Linked DNA regions of Mus musculus: regions 1 and 3 are each linked to region 2. Evidence: chromatin contacts called from ENCODE POLR2A ChIA-PET data. All regions are on one chromosome and are shown on one strand. The core of a region is the stretch at or near the end of the contact, and the rest is flanking DNA. Distances in the headings are between cores, read along the strand shown. Region 1 overlaps Kirrel (kirre like nephrin family adhesion molecule 1). Region 2 overlaps Kirrel (kirre like nephrin family adhesion molecule 1). Region 3 holds the start of Kirrel (kirre like nephrin family adhesion molecule 1).

Region 1 (2,994 bases), core at 477-2,976, 35 kb before region 2:
ACATAAAATAAAAATACATGCATTATAAGAATGAGACAATTAGCTAGGTCTAGTTCCCACTCAGCACGAGATGCTGAGTCAGGAGGATCAGGGGTTTCAGAATACCCTTTGCTGTAAAGTAGGTTCCATATAAGCTAGGGATACAGTGCTGTGAGACAGCTAGAATGAGGAAGTGCTGCCAGCAGGACCCTGGACTGCAGGGATCTCTAGAGTCTACAGGGGTAGGGAAGTGGGGGACAGCACTCTGGCAGGAGGCCACACAGATGTGGCCTAGCAGGCCCTGCTAAGGGATTGGCTTGGCCAGTTTGGGAACTATTTGTGGCAAGTTTTTAAGTCCCAGGCTGCTTTTGCCCTAGTACCTGGAATCCAGCCACCAATTGATAAGTTGAGAGAACATAGGACCTGATTTCAATGTTAGCCGGAGCTAAACATAATTAAAAGAAAAATTTGCTTCTGCTACACACAGCTGCTGCAGCACCCACAAAACCTGTGTGTGGTTCCTTCAGACAACCTGGGAATGCCTTTCATCTTCTTGCCTCTCTGTCTCTAAGTTGAACCAAAATACAGAGGTCCACAGCCTCTAACCTGCCTCTTAGAAATCCCTTAGGCAGACATACTGCCTGGGGCAGGCAGTCCTGTGACCCGCTCCCTGGAACAGACCCGTGACGAGCATGTGGGCTTAGGGCGAATGACAATAGCCCCAGAGGATGGGGTGGGCAGCCTCGGAGTGCCTGGACTCCTGTGGTGTTGAGGGGAGAGAAACACTGCAGAGAAACAAGATGGCTTCGGGAAGGATTACAACTCTTCGTGTCCCTTACTGTTCCCACTCTCTCAGGCAGACAAAGGAAAAGATGTGATTGATCGGCGAGAAAGGAAGGAGAGAGTAACCTTGGGCACCGCTGTCTCAGCCGCAGGACCGTACAGATGCGGTCCTCCCAGGCCCTCCACCAGCTTTTCGCTCAGTCCACTGGCTGTGGTGGAAGAAGGCAGGAATGGAAACTGGAGGCCTAATTGCTAGGTTCTCTCTCGGCTCTTCCAGGGAGCACAGGCAGGAAATTCCTCAGATTCCAGGCTTGTAGGATCATTGCTGAGTGTTAACCGCAGAGCTGGGGCAAGGGGCTGGAGGCAAAGGGAGCTGCCTCCTCTCCTGATTCTTTTCCCTTTGTTTTAAAACAGGCTCAATTAAAAGAGTTTAGAGGGGCGGCCGGCTGAAACAAAAGCCCCCACTGTAACAATCTTCCCAAAGAAAAAGTCCCCAGATGTGGGAATCCCAGAAAAATTAGTGCTGAATTGAGTAATTTTGAAGTTGAAAATAAACTGTTGTGGACTCGCACAGGAATTTGTTCCCAGGGTGAATTTTTTTCTTTCTTTCAGCTCTCAGTGAGAGGAAAGTTCCTTAAGAAGAAGCTCACTAAGAGGAGATAGGGGTGGCTGCAAGCAGTGGGCAGGAGTGTCTGTCTGTCTGTCTAGACACCCCTGAGGCTTGTGCTTTGCCTCACCTGGGATGAGATCCCTCCTAAGTCACTAGGCTGTAGGGGTCTGTTTGCATGTCTCCCCTCCGTGTCCTGCGCAGGGCAGTCCAGGCCGCCTCTGCCCAGTCTGCCATCCAGATGCGTTTTGCAAGCCCTCCAGGGAGCCCTCTCAGTTTCCCAAAGAATAACTGCTCCATCCCCTTGGGCTTCCAGAGCAACTGCCTGTACCTCTGTAGATTCTGTCCCTGCTGAACTAGAGTGAGCTGTTTACTGCCCGGTGCTCTCTGATCTTCAGGAGACAGAATGTGGCTTGGTTATGTTATTAACCTCATAGTGGAGTGTCAGAGCAGCTGCTCTACAGTAAGTGTACACACACACACACACACACACACACACACACACACACACACACACACACACAATTGGGAAGAATAGCAACCTTGTTGAGTTAACATCCCTGTCCTGGGGGGTTAGATTATCCATTTGTCGAGTCTCTGTAATGAATGTTCAGTACACAGTCTGGTTTGTCCTCCAGCTCAGCAATTTATGCTGTCATGTAACATGTACTCTGAGAAGATGAAAACCGTGTATGTATGTATGTGTGTGTGTGTGTGTGTGTGTGTGTGTGTGTGTGTGTGTGCTATCTTCCCTATAGGATAATAGTTGCTGCTAAAAATTCTCCACCACGAGTTCCAGCGCCAATCAGAACTGACCTCAGTGTGGCCCACACCCCTGCTGGTGTGGCGTGATAGACGGTAGATGACTGAGATCCGTGTTTCATTACAGCTGATGATAGGGCTGCCTCGAGAGCGGAGGAATTGTGGGTCTGAGGAGGAAGAAGCAGCAGCCCATATCCGCTGTGATTCTTGCTGTCGCTACCCATTCTGGGACATGGGCTGAGCCTAGAAGGTTGTGGACCCAACCTCAACAGCCTAAAAATGACCAGTGTGGGCTGCCATCTCAATCAAAGCCTCAATCATTGGGTCAGAAACGCTGTGTCCCAGAGCTGTCCGTTTTGGGAATGAGAAATATGAGATATTTTCATTCTTCCAACTGTGTCCCCATTCTCGGTGACCACGACCCAGGGTTCACTGAGAGAGCAGAAGCCACCCGACTGGCTCCGTGCTGTGCACTTTCCTCTTGGCTGCTTCACTCCTCTGGTTTTGACTCTCCAGGTACCCTGCATCTTCGTTTTCTTCCTGAGTCTGCTCTTAACTTTGTAAAAACTATCTAACCTCCTCGGGCCTCCAACAGTCCTAACATGACAAACTTGGGCTGGGCAAAACTTTTTTCTTTACTTTTATTTTTTCTTTTCTTTCTTTTTTTTTGGGGGGGGGTGTGGCAAGGTCTTACTATGTGGCTTTGACTAGCCTGGACCTCCATATTGTGGCCAGGCTGCCCTTCGATCTCACATAGACCTGACTGCCTCTGCGTCCCTGCTGGATTTAAAGGTGATGAGCAGTAGTCGCTGAAGCTCCTCTTACCTGTAACTTGTTTGTATGTCTGTGGGTGGAAAGAAGCA
Region 2 (3,355 bases), core at 662-3,161:
TTGTTTGGGGTCAGGGAACCCCAAACTCCTGTGGGTTGTGGATTCCCTGTGGGCCCAGCTAATATCGATGGACACAGAAGACATACTTAGCCTGTTTGTGGTGGTTTGCGCAGGGCCCCTAAGCCTGTAGCCTTTGATCTGAGAACTAGAACCTTTCTTAGCCACCACACTTCCTGAGCCTTTCACATACATATGAAATAAATAGACTTATCTCTCTTTTTAAACTTTCTTATTAAGTCTTTGTGAGTTTCGCATCACGCACCCCAATCCTGCTCATCTCCCAGCCCCTCCATATCTGCCCTCCACCCTTGCACCCTTTTAAGGGGAGCCCTTAAAAAAAAAAAAAAAAAGAAAAATTTCACCATGGAAGCTGTAGTGCGTCACACATTACACCCTTTTGCCCAGATATTTACTTGCAAATGTTCTGTGCAGTGAGTCACGGTCTGGTTCGAGGTCTTTGGCTTCTGTTACCCTATCAATACTGGAACCTCACTGGGACTCCTCTCAGATATCCTGTTGTTGTTTTGTGTCATGGAGATCCTGAAGCTGTGGTGCTACAGGACTGGCCCCTTTGTTGTGCTTCCGCAGTTCATAAGTGGGGTAGATGCTGGGGTGGGCCAACTCAAAGCCCTGATTCTGGGCCTGGGTGGTAGCTGAGTTGATCAGCCTGCCAGCTCTCCCACACCCAAGCCACCAGGGCTAAGTCTCCTGCCTCGCTGAGGGGCAGAGCTAGCTGTCCAGCAAGGCCAGCTTCTACACCCATGCCACCAGGGTCAGCTCTTCCACACTGCCCAGGCAGGGGGCAGGGCCAGCTCTCCTGAGTGCCCAGGGCCACAGCAGGAAAGGGACAGAGGAAGTACCCTTGTCTCTTTACTCCTTCAGGCCTTTTGCCAGATCTAGAATTCTTCTCTGCTTACAAACCACTAAGTCTTTTCCCACCATCTATCCAAAGACCAGGGGAATCCCAGGGTGAGCTGGAGAATGAAGAAGGAAAGGAGATGTTTCCGTAGCCATTCCAGTTTCCCCCCTTGCTCCTTCCCAAAAGTTAGCTGCTCTAACTGTGACAGTGTCTGCCTCCCATACTGCCCTCTTTGAAACAGCTCCCCACTCCACCACTACCCCACCCCACCCAGTTCCAGGCCACTGCAAGGCCCATGATTATTCTGCATTTGTATGGGCAATCATATTAATCTGTAGGCAGTCTGGGGTTCCAGGAGACCTCCTGCCTTTGGCAATAACAGTTCAGAGTCTCAGAACCTCAACGCACTCGATCGATGCTGCTAGTCACCAGGGGGTGTACTCTAACCTTTCATGGTGACTGTGTTTCTTCAGACAATTCCCCAGTGAGTTATCGGGTAAAGAGACGTCTTTGGTTCACAGGGCAGGTCAGGGAGGTGTTTTTGGGAGGGATAGATATTTCAGCTGTCCGCCTAACGTTCTTCATGGAGTGCTGAACTTTAGCCACACTTGTGGCACCTGTGTCTGGACAGTGGTGCCTTGTAGTAGAGTCAGGCCTAAGGGCTCGGGGCTTGTTTGCACTTTGTGCTGCTTGCTGCTTTCAGGTTTTGTAGTGCCTGAGGGATGGATACTTCTCCCCTGCCCTCAACCCTATCAGTCCTTTCACTTCCCAGAAGGACAGTTTCTTACCAGGTTTTCCCTCTGGGTCGCTTGTGTTCCAGTCCTTTTATAGATGACACCATAGCTGAGGAATTATCAAGAATCCTTCCTTATTGTTCTGAACTTTCTCGCTGTCCTTCCCTCCCTCTCGGCCCTCTCCGGGCTTCCAGGGCCCACTTCTGTCATTGAGGAATGCATGGAGGCCATTAGCCAAGAGCAGAGCCACATGCTCTGCTCCCCTCCTCCCAAGTGCTCCTCATTCCACTGATAGCCGGCCAGAGACTGCAGGTCCCACCCAGGGGCTGGAGACGTCCAGTTGGCTTTTGATGCTGCTTGCCTCCAGATTCGGAACTGAGTGCAGATGTTCTGGGCTCAAAACAGTTTAGGTCAAAGAACGGTTCGAATCTAGAGAGATGGCTGAGTGGTTTAGACTACTGGCTAGTTTTCTGAAAAACCAGAGTTCTATTCTCAGCACACACATGTTGCCTAGCAACTGTCCTCAACTTACTCTTAGGGAGCCTGGCACCTTTTTCTGGCCTCCTTGGGCACTATATACACGTGGTGCACAGACAAACACAAGGAAAAATACCCATATATATGAAAAAGAAAGGATGCTGCTGAGGCCGGAAGTGGTTTTCTTTATCAGTTTCCCTGAGATCTTGGTTAGGGAGACATCTCTCATGAATGTATGTTCCAGAGGATGTCTGGATGGCTCTTTCCCTAAAGAAGGAACCACAGTACATTTACACAATGGAGTACTACTCCTCTATTAAAAACAATGAATTTATGAAATTCTTAGGTAAATGGATGGATCTGGAGGATATTATCCTGAGTGAGGTAACTCAATCACAAAAGAACACATATGATATACACTCACTGACAAGTGGATATTAGCCTAGAAACTTAGAATACTCAAGATATAATTTGCAAAACACATGAAACTCAAAAAGAAGGAAGACCAAAGTGTGGATACTTAGTTCCTCCTTAGAATGGGGAACAAAATACCCATGGAAAGAGTTATAGAGACAAAGTTTGGAGCAGAGCCTGAAGGAACGACCATCCAGAGACTGCCCCACTTGGGGATCCACCCCATAAACAATCACCAAACCCAGTCACTAGGCAGATGCCAACAAAAGCCTGCTGACAGGAGCCTGATATAGCTGTCTCCTGTGAGGCTCTGCCAGTGCTGGGCAAATACAGAAGTGGATGTTCACAGTCATCCATTGGATGGAGCACAAGGTCCCCAATGAAGGAGTCAGAGAAATGCCCAGGGAGCTGAAAGGGACTGAAGCCCCATAGGAGGAATATCAATATGAACCTCCAGAACTACTTGGAACTATATCACCAATCAAAGAAAACACATCGTGGAACTTGTGACTGTAGCTGTATATGTAGCAGCGGATGGTCATCAAAGGGAGGAGAGGCCCTAGGTCCTGTGAAGGCTCTAAGCCCCAGTATAGGGGAATGCCAGGGCCAGGAATGGGAGTGGGTAGGTTGGGGAGAAGGGGAAGGGAGGGGGATAGGGGATTTTCAGCGGGGAAACTAGGAAAGGGGATAACATTTGAAGTGTAAATAAAGAAAATATCTAATTAAAAAAGAAAGAAAGAACCACAGCTAACTCCATCACCCCACTCCAGGAGCTAAGGACCCAGCCTACCATGTCCATCACCCATGCCGGTAATCAGATCTGGCTGTGACAAGAGCAGGACATAATACTTACCTCCTTTCTCAGGCGCCA
Region 3 (3,432 bases), core at 884-3,383, 60 kb before region 2:
CAGTTATAGGAAAAGCTGCCCCTTTCTTCCTTCTTTATTCCTGTATTTTGTTTTGTTACCCGTAACATTAAACATAATCTAGTACGTTATACTTCCCACAGACCAATCTCCCCACCCCTCTCTTTGAGTGAACCTTTAAAAGGAAGGAACTTGTGTGTATTCAGGGTGTTATTATATAGGCTGAGTTCCTGGGTTTTTCTTGAACTTACAATTACATTTGGTTTTGTTGTTTGTGTGTTTTGTTGTTGCTGCTGTTGTTTTAAGACAGGCTTTCATTTTAGCCCTGGCTGTCCTGGATCTTCCTAAAAGGACCGGGTTGGCCTTTACTCACAGAGATAAGCCTGCCTCCTCCTTCCCAAGTACTGGGACTAAAGGTGTGAATCATGATGCCCAGCCAGTTCTCCGCCATTGTCTCCTGAGCTAGCGTTACAGACATGCACCACTATACTCGGATTCATTCATTCATTCATTCATTCATTCATTCATTCATTCATTCATTCATTCATTTATAATCTGACTGGTTTTGTGACTGGACCATATCAAGTACCAAAGCAATACCTGTTGAATGATCAGTTGATGAATAAACTAAAAACCCTAACATGTCTGAGTGCATGTGTTTGTATGGATGCTTGTCTCTGTGTGGGGTGGTATTCTTAATCTCTGGATTAGATATCCCTGTCTTAAAATTTTGGTTTTTGTCTATGCTTGCAAATATTTTTAACATAAAGAGAACTCTGAGTCATATTATGCTTTTGAATATGAACTTATGGGTCGTTTGTTAGTTTGGTTGGTTGACTGGTTAGCTGGCTAGTTTTGACTTTGTTTCTGTGCCCTCTAATTGTTCCAGATTGCGTCTGGACCACTCACTCAATCTAACTGTCAAGATTTTTTGAGGAAACTGTGCCCATCTCATATCAGCAGAGGGCACTAGAGCTGTGTGCCTTAGTTCCAAGCCTGAAGATAAAGCTATCTTGGCCAGGAGCTTTTAGGGACTCAGGAGATCTAGAATATGAGAAGGAAGAGGTGGAGGCCTCTCCAGATGGGCGTAATTGCAAAGTTGTGCAATTCCTGTGTTTCTATTATTTCTCCCACACTCAGCAGCCCAGTGAGCAGAAGGATGTATTTAGGGATTGGGAGAGGAGGTGGCTACTACACTGGGTTCTGGACTGGAGAACCCACCCGAATGCACTTCTATTTCGATTCTCCATGTCTTCACCCCAGTGCACCTCAAGTTCCTGAGTGCTTAGAGATCGATCAGTGGCTGCCTTCTGTAGCAAGCCTTCGGGGAGGCACAAGAGAAAGCCACCGAGTTCTTTGGTTTTCCCTCCGGATAGATAAATGTCTGGGGTGAACAAAGGAAGAGTTAACTGCGCCTCTTCATGGCTGCTACGGACTCCAGCGCTGAGGCGGGCCTCAATGTGGCTGGCTGAAGCCCTCAGAAGGGGCTCAAAGACAGTCAAGATTTCTCCAGCCTGAGATTTGTAGGCAAGAAGAGCTTCTCCCTCTCCAACACTCTCGAGTTAATTGAGAATTCTTAATTTAGGCATCTAGGGTTAGATTCTGGGGTTTGGGATTAAAACGAAGAAGAGATCTTAAAGCTTTTACACCCCCATCCCCCAGACGCATAAGAAGCACACCCCTCCTAACACAGTCATCCAAATTGATGAAGGTTCGTCCTCAGTCCTGGCTGCCACCCCATGCCCGGCTCAGTTACACCACTGGGGGTAAAAGTAGGTCTCGCACCAAGCACTGGTGGGCCAGGACCCAGCGGTCCTTGCTCCAGAGCCTGCGACGCCTCGTTCTCCCCACCCCTCCCCACCCCTTGCCTCTGCCCTCAATTCCTTTCTCTTTGCTCTCCTCCCATCTCGGTTCCAGCGAGCGGAGCGAGTGTGTGCGCGCGCGTTGGGGGACCAGGGGAGGGCAGTGGAGGGAGGCGCCGTCGGAGGGAGAGCAGACGTCAGGAAGAGAGGGAGGGAGCCGGGGAGGGAAGAGAGGGAGAGGGAGAGAGAGCGCGCGGCGCGGAGGTTGAGAGAGGCCCCGAGAGATAAAGCCGGAGGGCAGAAATTATTAGGGGGCGCGGGACGAGAGGAGGGGCCAGGGGAGCGAGCCGGCGGCTAGAGAGGCAAGCGAGTGTGCGCCTTGTGTGCAAGGGCGGGAGGGAGGAGAGAGAGCCAGCGGCGGCCCCGCTCGCGCCGACTGGGGCCCAGCGGCGGGCGGACAGCATGCTGAGCCTCCTCATCTGGATCCTCACTCTCTACAACACTTTCTCACAAGGTAAGCCCCAGCCGCGGGCTAGGGAGTCCAGGGAACGGGCGTGGAGTTTCCGGGAGAACACCGAGGAGTTCTTGGTGAAGCGGCCCAACTTGCTTCCTCTGGCTGCGCGGGAGAACAGAGAACTTAGGTCGCAAAAGCCGAGATCCGAGTAGAAAAGGGATCGGAGTGCTCAAAGTCTTTCCTCCAGTTCCTGGCGGTCCTTCCTCCATCCCTCCACTTCCTGGGCCCAGGGCCGGACTACTGGGTCCTGGGCAAGAGAAAGGCTGGGAGGAGATGGGATTTGATTTCAGATTTGGGGGGCGGAGTGCGTGGAAAACACAGACGCAGGCTTCCTAAGATGAGGCTGAGGGATCCTGCTACCCCAATCCAGCCTACAGTCACCTTCATCTGATGTGCGGCTGCATACTGCTTGGGGCTGCCCCTCAAAGGAAGGCTATATTCGGTCCCCCGCCCTGGAGGTTGTGGGTGGGAGATAGAAGTCTAGATACCAGGGTTGTCTGGGTTCAGGGGAAGGGGAGTTGACTGAGCCAGGCACTCACTTCGGGTCAGAAAAGTGCAGGTTTCTGAGGCTCCTTTGGAACTAGCTGGGCAGAGCTGGTAGGAAGAGTGGGAGAGAGATGAGTGCATTCAGGTACACTGGGCTGGATGCACGTGAAGGAACCAAGGGTCCAAACCCCAGCCAGGCCTGGGGTCTGCAGGAAAAGGCTTTTGCCTCCTGAGACTGACTCCAAGGAAGATTTAACACTGTCGAGCCCCTCGCCTGAACTGGAGCACAGAAATCAGACACACAGATAGCTTCCAACAGAGACATGGAGACAGACTACTCACCTAAGGAGACCCCCCCACCACCCACACACACACACACATGGAGACAGACACATACACAAAGACACTGATTGACACCTCTGAAGAAGGAAGATTCCTCTTCTAAGCTGACACACACTTGCCTAGTTATACCCTGGCATCAAACTTAAACTGTACATACATGTTTCCTACATTCAAAGGACATAGCACTCACTCACACAGAATTGCTTCCACACACCCCAGCCATGGAGCAAACAAAGAAACTTGGGGCAGACATTCTTATAGGCAGGCGCCTACAGAGATGTTACAGTCTTCAAAATGGAGGAGGTGGTCTCTCACTGGGGTGGGTGAGTG

The links. ChIA-PET counts read pairs that join two places held with the same protein, here RNA polymerase II (POLR2A).
Region 1: POLR2A ChIA-PET joins it to region 2 with 34 read pairs in Patski. The contact joins two enhancer-like sites. POLR2A ChIA-PET finds 5 or more read pairs at or near these places in 3 of 5 experiments (Patski and embryonic stem cell).
Region 3: POLR2A ChIA-PET joins it to region 2 with 16 read pairs in Patski. The contact joins the promoter of Kirrel here to the enhancer-like site in region 2. POLR2A ChIA-PET finds 5 or more read pairs at or near these places in 2 of 5 experiments (Patski and embryonic stem cell).

What each region holds. Positions count from the first base shown.
Region 1 is chr3:87,148,853-87,151,846 of GRCm38, reverse strand. All of the region lies in intron 1 of Kirrel (kirre like nephrin family adhesion molecule 1), which reads left to right. Among named protein-coding and RNA genes, the nearest start is that of Kirrel, 24 kb to the left of the region's middle. RefSeq lists an enhancer at 1-2,295. Within about 2 kb of position 1,726, at least 1 of the 3 ENCODE cell types and tissues checked has a DNase peak (open chromatin) inside an H3K27ac peak, as active enhancers do.
Region 2 is chr3:87,113,472-87,116,826 of GRCm38, reverse strand. All of the region lies in intron 2 of Kirrel (kirre like nephrin family adhesion molecule 1), which reads left to right. Among named protein-coding and RNA genes, the nearest start is that of Gm24472, 48 kb to the right of the region's middle. Within about 2 kb of position 1,911, at least 1 of the 3 ENCODE cell types and tissues checked has a DNase peak (open chromatin) inside an H3K27ac peak, as active enhancers do.
Region 3 is chr3:87,173,238-87,176,669 of GRCm38, reverse strand. It overlaps Kirrel (kirre like nephrin family adhesion molecule 1), which reads left to right and starts at 2,133. Exons shown (of 16, transcript NM_001170985.2): 1 at 2,133-2,274.